2 separate regions of the Homo sapiens genome follow, and region 1 is linked to region 2. Evidence: chromatin loops called from intact Hi-C (ENCODE). Cell type or tissue: IMR-90. All regions are shown on one strand. Links, peaks and the distances in the headings refer to the core of each region. The heading gives the core; the rest is flanking DNA.

The links. A loop is a pair of places that touch in the nucleus more often than their neighbours do. Peaks named below come from ENCODE experiments on the same cell type or tissue, not always from the same donor. Only the 100,000 strongest peaks of a DNase experiment are listed, where the experiment ranks them.
Region 1: it touches region 2 in a loop (3-fold over the local background); 4 of 110 quality-filtered maps call a loop at or near these places.

Annotation. Positions count from the first base shown.
Region 1 is chr17:30,269,667-30,272,481 of GRCh38, forward strand. It overlaps BLMH (bleomycin hydrolase), which reads right to left. Exons shown (of 12, transcript NM_000386.4): 10 at 1,605-1,722. Among named protein-coding and RNA genes, the nearest start is that of BLMH, 21 kb to the right of the region's middle. In IMR-90, for the core only: no CTCF peak of the experiment used is centred there; a DNase peak (open chromatin) is centred at 1,625.
Region 2 is chr17:30,186,221-30,189,035 of GRCh38, forward strand. It overlaps NSRP1 (nuclear speckle splicing regulatory protein 1), which reads left to right. Exons shown (of 7, transcript NM_032141.4): 7 at 1-255. Among named protein-coding and RNA genes, the nearest start is that of SLC6A4, 48 kb to the right of the region's middle. In IMR-90, for the core only: no CTCF peak of the experiment used is centred there; no DNase peak of the experiment used is centred there.

The DNA.
Region 1 (2,815 bases), core at 64-2,563, 83 kb after region 2:
TGTGGGAGTCTCGCTAACTACAGAGCTGAGATTACTGACGAATGGAATAATGAGGAAAACAGCTCGCTGGTTTACAAGACCTCAACCTTTACATTTATTTATGAAAACTACATGAGGATCAGGAGTATCAGCATTAAGACTGCCTCTTAAGTTCAGGGCACCTTTACACCATACTGTGTTTGATCTCATATAAAACTGAGAATACCTCAGAGTTCTACTACTTAAAGCACTAGCCTTATAATTTGCAGGAATGTAATTAAACCTTTAAGACCAAGTTTTGAATACAGAGAGAGCACAGGGATCTTAGATGCTGTGGGGTTGAAAGGGCACCCTTCAAGTGAAGTAGTTGGAAGAGGTGAGAAAAAGGTACAGAAAGAAAACCCCATCCCACTCACAATTCTGCATAGAGTATAAAAAGCAAATCAGGACTTTTAGATAGGCTAGTTAGGAAAATGTGGCATAATGATATGCTAAGATATTTCTAAACATTTTAAAGATCATAAATCTAGTGGATAGGATAGCAAAAACAATTCTCTATCAAACCATTTTCTAGCTGGGTGCGGTGGCTCATGCCTGTAATCCCAGCACTTTGGGAAGCTGAGGCGGGCAGATCACCTGAGGTCAGGAGTTCGAGACCAGCCTGGCCAACATGGCAAAACCCCACTTCTACTAAAAATACAAAAAAATCAGCTGGGTGTGTTGGCGGGCACTTGTAATCCCAGCTACTCGCAAGGCTGAGGCAGGAGAATCTTTTGAGCCCCAGAGGTGGAGGTTGCAGTGAGCTGAGATCACACTACAGCACTCCTGCCTGGATGACAGAGTGAGACTCCATCTCAAAAAAAAAAAAAAAAAATGATTTTCTAGAACAATTTATATAAGGTAGTTATTCTGTGACTTTCCAGGAATTAGGCTAGAAAGAATATTTTTGCTTGTGGTGGTAAAGAATTAAAGTAGTTCAAGTTCTTCCTTCCTGATGATCCTGAGCACAGAGGTGAAAATATCTATTTTTACTGACTGGAAGTGAGGAGTTTATTTGTGAAAGATAAAATTTCAGTTGTTTCCAACTCTATAACCTATAAAAAGTGGTATTACTATACACACTATTTCACAGGAAATTCAAAATACTTTACATCCAATTTCCTGAAGCTCTGCATATAACTAGAAATGGGTATGGAGTCCACAAATTACTGTTATTGACATTTTACTGCAAAAGAATCTGAATGACAAATGAAGGGAAATCTGAACATAGGTCATCAAGATATGAACACTTTCAGGGCACATTTTGATTCCTTATAAAGTAGAAGTTATCTTCTCTCAAGTTCCCTTGCTGACTTCTCTTTAAACCATGACCTTCCAAAGTTACAGAAACAGTTACTTGGTCGCTCCCTGCTGACCCAAATTCTCCTCATAGAAAGTTCCTATTTTTATATTACCTCTAAGCACGCAGCCAAGCCCCAAGTGACGCAGGTACGATGTCTTACTTGGAAACTAACTTTTAACAGAAATCATATACACTATGAATGAAGCTTTGTTGGGTAAACAGTCTACAGGAGAATGTAGATCCATCTGTGCAAACACTCCAGCAGGCATGCTGAGGGTCATACCTTCTCTGAGACAGCAGTGAAGGTCATGGCGTGGGTCATAAGTGACTCACCAAAAGTCAGCCTCTCCGCTTTATTCATGTTCTTCAAGGAGACACCAAACACTAACTCATGGTCATAGCTGTAAAAAGAATGATAGTACAAAATAAAGGGAGTACGATCATGGGGAAAACTGGCTTTTGGTTGTAAAAGGAATTCAGAAGAAACTGAAGGGGCTCAACAGCTCCAAATAAATAAGGCTCTAGCTGTAGCTCTTCAGAAAGAATATGGAACATGCAGAACTTAGTCTCTCAGTGGGAGTCCATTCTCTATGTGTCACAAGAGTATGCAGGAAAAAAAGGAGATGATTAAACATAAATTCTCCACATCAGAAGCTGACAAGTTTACATTGTCATTTAGGCAAGAAAACTTTAAAAAATAATGAAAAAAGCGTTTGAAGTAACTTCTTAGAAAACTGATCTCTTTTGAGCTGGTGGAACCAACCAGTTTCTGAATTCATTTAAATCACTGCTGATTAAAATTTAAATAAATAATGTCCAAAATATTGGGGAATATTTTTGCATAAGCACTACACTCACATTGTTAAATACAAAGAAACAAAAGGCAAAATACATGTGAGAGAGGTCCTTGCATGTTCTAGTTAGTGTGAGAGACACACTTGGGAGTTGCATGTACCTGTTTTCAAAAATTTTTTAAACCTCATTAATTCTTTTTTTTAGCAGATTTCTCTATCAAGATATTTACTCAACTTCCTACAAGTAACAACTATTTATAAGTAACCCTAAAATAGAGAATGGTGAACAGTCAAGGAATCCTATATGATTTAGTTTACAAATTAACCTTCATTGTCATAAATGACCAGGAGGAATGCTATAAAGTATGCATGCAAATTAGTCCCACTTGTCACAATGACAAAATACAAAGTTACCAAAGTAACATAGCAAACGGGGGCTCTGGAAAATCTTTCATTACACTCCCAAATGCACTGAACACATTTCCGCAATAGTCAATTATTTTTTTAAAGTGTCTTTCTCATAGAGGATGGCTTTTTAGGAACGCCCAACGATTTCCACTCAGATAGAAAGTGGGATTTTGATGTCCTGGGTTAGAGTGTTTAAGTATGTGGAGTTTCTGCTATGAGTCCTCAAACTCTAAAGGATGCAAAGAAAGAGACGCGCCCTTAGGTCAACCTTCATCTTTGGATGAACCTCGGC
Region 2 (2,815 bases), core at 314-2,813:
TGCCACTGCACTCCAACCTGGGCAACAGAATGAGACCCTGTCTCTAAAAAATTTTTTTTAAATAAATAATTTAACTCTTCTAATAATGTTTTGTTGCAGGAAATGTATTTCAGATAAAATATGGATTTGAAAAACAGAAAATATACTTTATGTTCTGAAATTTGTATTTAAGTATAAAATGTGAATCATCTTGTCTAAATAGCTTACAGCATAGTTGGCTTAAATGAAAATAAAATGATATGCTTATACATTTTATTTATGCATTTATTTTAAAATAATTTTACTCATGTCACAATTCATCTTTTCGCTTTTAGTAGAAATTAATTTGTAATTCTGAAACCTTGACAAGTTAGTAAATTGGTTATATATGTAAATCACTTTTAGTTAAAGGTGAAGCTGTGGAGACATTAGCCTAAATGAAATTAGCTAAAGATCTAGGTGGCCTGTTTCTAAACATGTCTTGTTTCACCTACTCTGAAAAAGATAGTGCAGTTTATTACAAGTTCCACTTGTGTATAAAAATAAAACTAGTATCTTTCTTCTGAGTCTTTGAAACTCAGGAGAAATAATTATACACTGTAAATATTTTATTTATGGGGAAAGATGAATGCTGTGGAGAAAATAGTTCTCTACTAGGTCTTCCCATTAAGAAAATGCTGTTCATATATCTCACAATACTCTACCTAAAGAGCACACTTTCTTATTTTTAGAAGGATAAACTTGGTTTAATAAGAATGCTGACTAGATGAAATATATTAAGGGTCAGATTTAGAATTTATAAATCATTTTATTGTACCTTTAAAACCAGAAAGGAAAAGTCACAGGAAAGTTAACGCCCAAATCTCTGACTGATAGATTAAATGTCAGTTACATCCTAATACTCTAAAGTCAATCAGTGACAGTGACAAACCCCCAAAATCACTGACTTGGTGTACAAAAAGGGAGCAACATAACATCAGTATGGAAAGGTAAAAGGGTGACATCATGGAAGGACCATGAGTGACAGAAAAAATCTTTAACTTTGGTGGGGAGTATGGTTTCTTTCTTGGGATTGTTTTATAACTAGAGCCATGCATTGGGAAGATTAATTTGATCGTAGTGTGCAAGGTAGTCTAGGAGGAGAGACTGATGTCAGAGACATCTGATGATAAACTCAGTTTCCCTCTCCCAGAGGGAAAAGCTCAGAGACTTTTACAAAGCCGCTTGGATCCTTAGATAGGAAAGCTATAAATTACTTTTATTAACCAACTTAATTTGACATAAATCAGGATGAGAGACTGCAAATGAAGAGTTTTCTTCTGTCTCCTCCAAATATACAGAATGTTGGTTTTGCCTCTCTGGTATTCATTCCCCCTTTTCCTGGTAACAGCAGGATTTGCCTTTGAGAAAACACACCTTTACTACTCTTAGTCCACGGGTTCAAATGGGGCAGAATAGCCTACAGTAAGGGTATGTGACTCAAGCTAGGCTGATGCTGGTCATGTTGTCAGAATTTACAGAAAGATGTTTTCTGTTGTCATTGCTGATTATGGCGATGAGGTAAGTCTGGAGTTTCATGGAGAGTGCCTTGCTGCCTGGCAGAAAAAAAACCCACAACAAGAAAGCCAGACAGAGAGAAGAACAAAAAACCTGATGATTGCTTTTGCATCTCTGGCTCTAGTGTAGCTTTTTTTTTTTTTTTTTTTTTTTTTTTTTAAGACATTTAAACCAATACTTTTCCCTTTTTCTGTTAGGTTAGTTTGAATTGGATTTCTGCTGTCACAACCCAAAAAGTCCTATTTGATACAAGGTTCCATTCATGATAGCTCTGTGCCAAAAGTTACCAGAACACTCTTAGTAAATTTTTTTGTTGTAGTATAAGGTTTAAATTGCACATGGAGTTTACAGCTTAATGGATTCACACAGTACACCTAGTTTAAAAAGACATTACCTGTGCCATAGGAGCTCCCCTTAAACTTCTCTCCCAGCCTACTCTTTCTGATTTTTAGCACCTTAGAGTAGTTTTGCTTGTTTTGTAGATTCTTTACTACTACATTCTGTTGATGGACATTGGTTATTTCTTTTTGGGGTTATGAATAATAATATCTTCTAGGTAATGTATCTTCTAGGTACATTCTTGCGCTTGTCATCTAGTACATACATGTATGTTTTGGTTGGGTAATTCTGAGGAATGGAATTGCTGATTCATAGGGTATGCTCATGTTGAGCTTTAGTAGTTAACTACCAATTAGTTTTCCAGAATATTTGAACTAAAAGGCACTCCCTCCATCAATGTATGAGAGTTCCAGTTGCCCCACATCTTGCTCACCCTTGGTATTTGTCTTCTGGCTTTTTGTCTTTTAGCTACTCTGGTAGGTGTTGTGGTATCTCATGGTTTTATTTTGTGGTTCCCTGATGGCTCTCACATCTTTATTAACATTTAACATTTGGGTATCTTGGCGGGGGTTGGTATTTGTTTTTGAGACAGGGTCTTTCTCTGTCACCCAGGCTAGAGTGCAGTGATGCAATCATGGCTCACTGCAGCCTTGACCTCCCAGGGTGAAGTGATCCTCCCACCTCAGCCTCCCAAATAGCTAGGACTGTAGCTGCATGCCACCACGCCTGGCTAATTTTTTGTAGAGACGGGGTTTTACTATGTTGTCTAGGCTGGTCTCAAACTCCTAGGCTCAAGCAATTTCGCCTGCCTCAGCTTTCAAAGTGCTGAGATTACAGGCATTAACTACCTTTCCACTCCCTGCTTTTTTTTTTTTTTTTTTTTTTGAGGGGGGTGTGGAGGGGAACTATCTGCCTTTTCCTTAATCCAGTACAGGTTTTG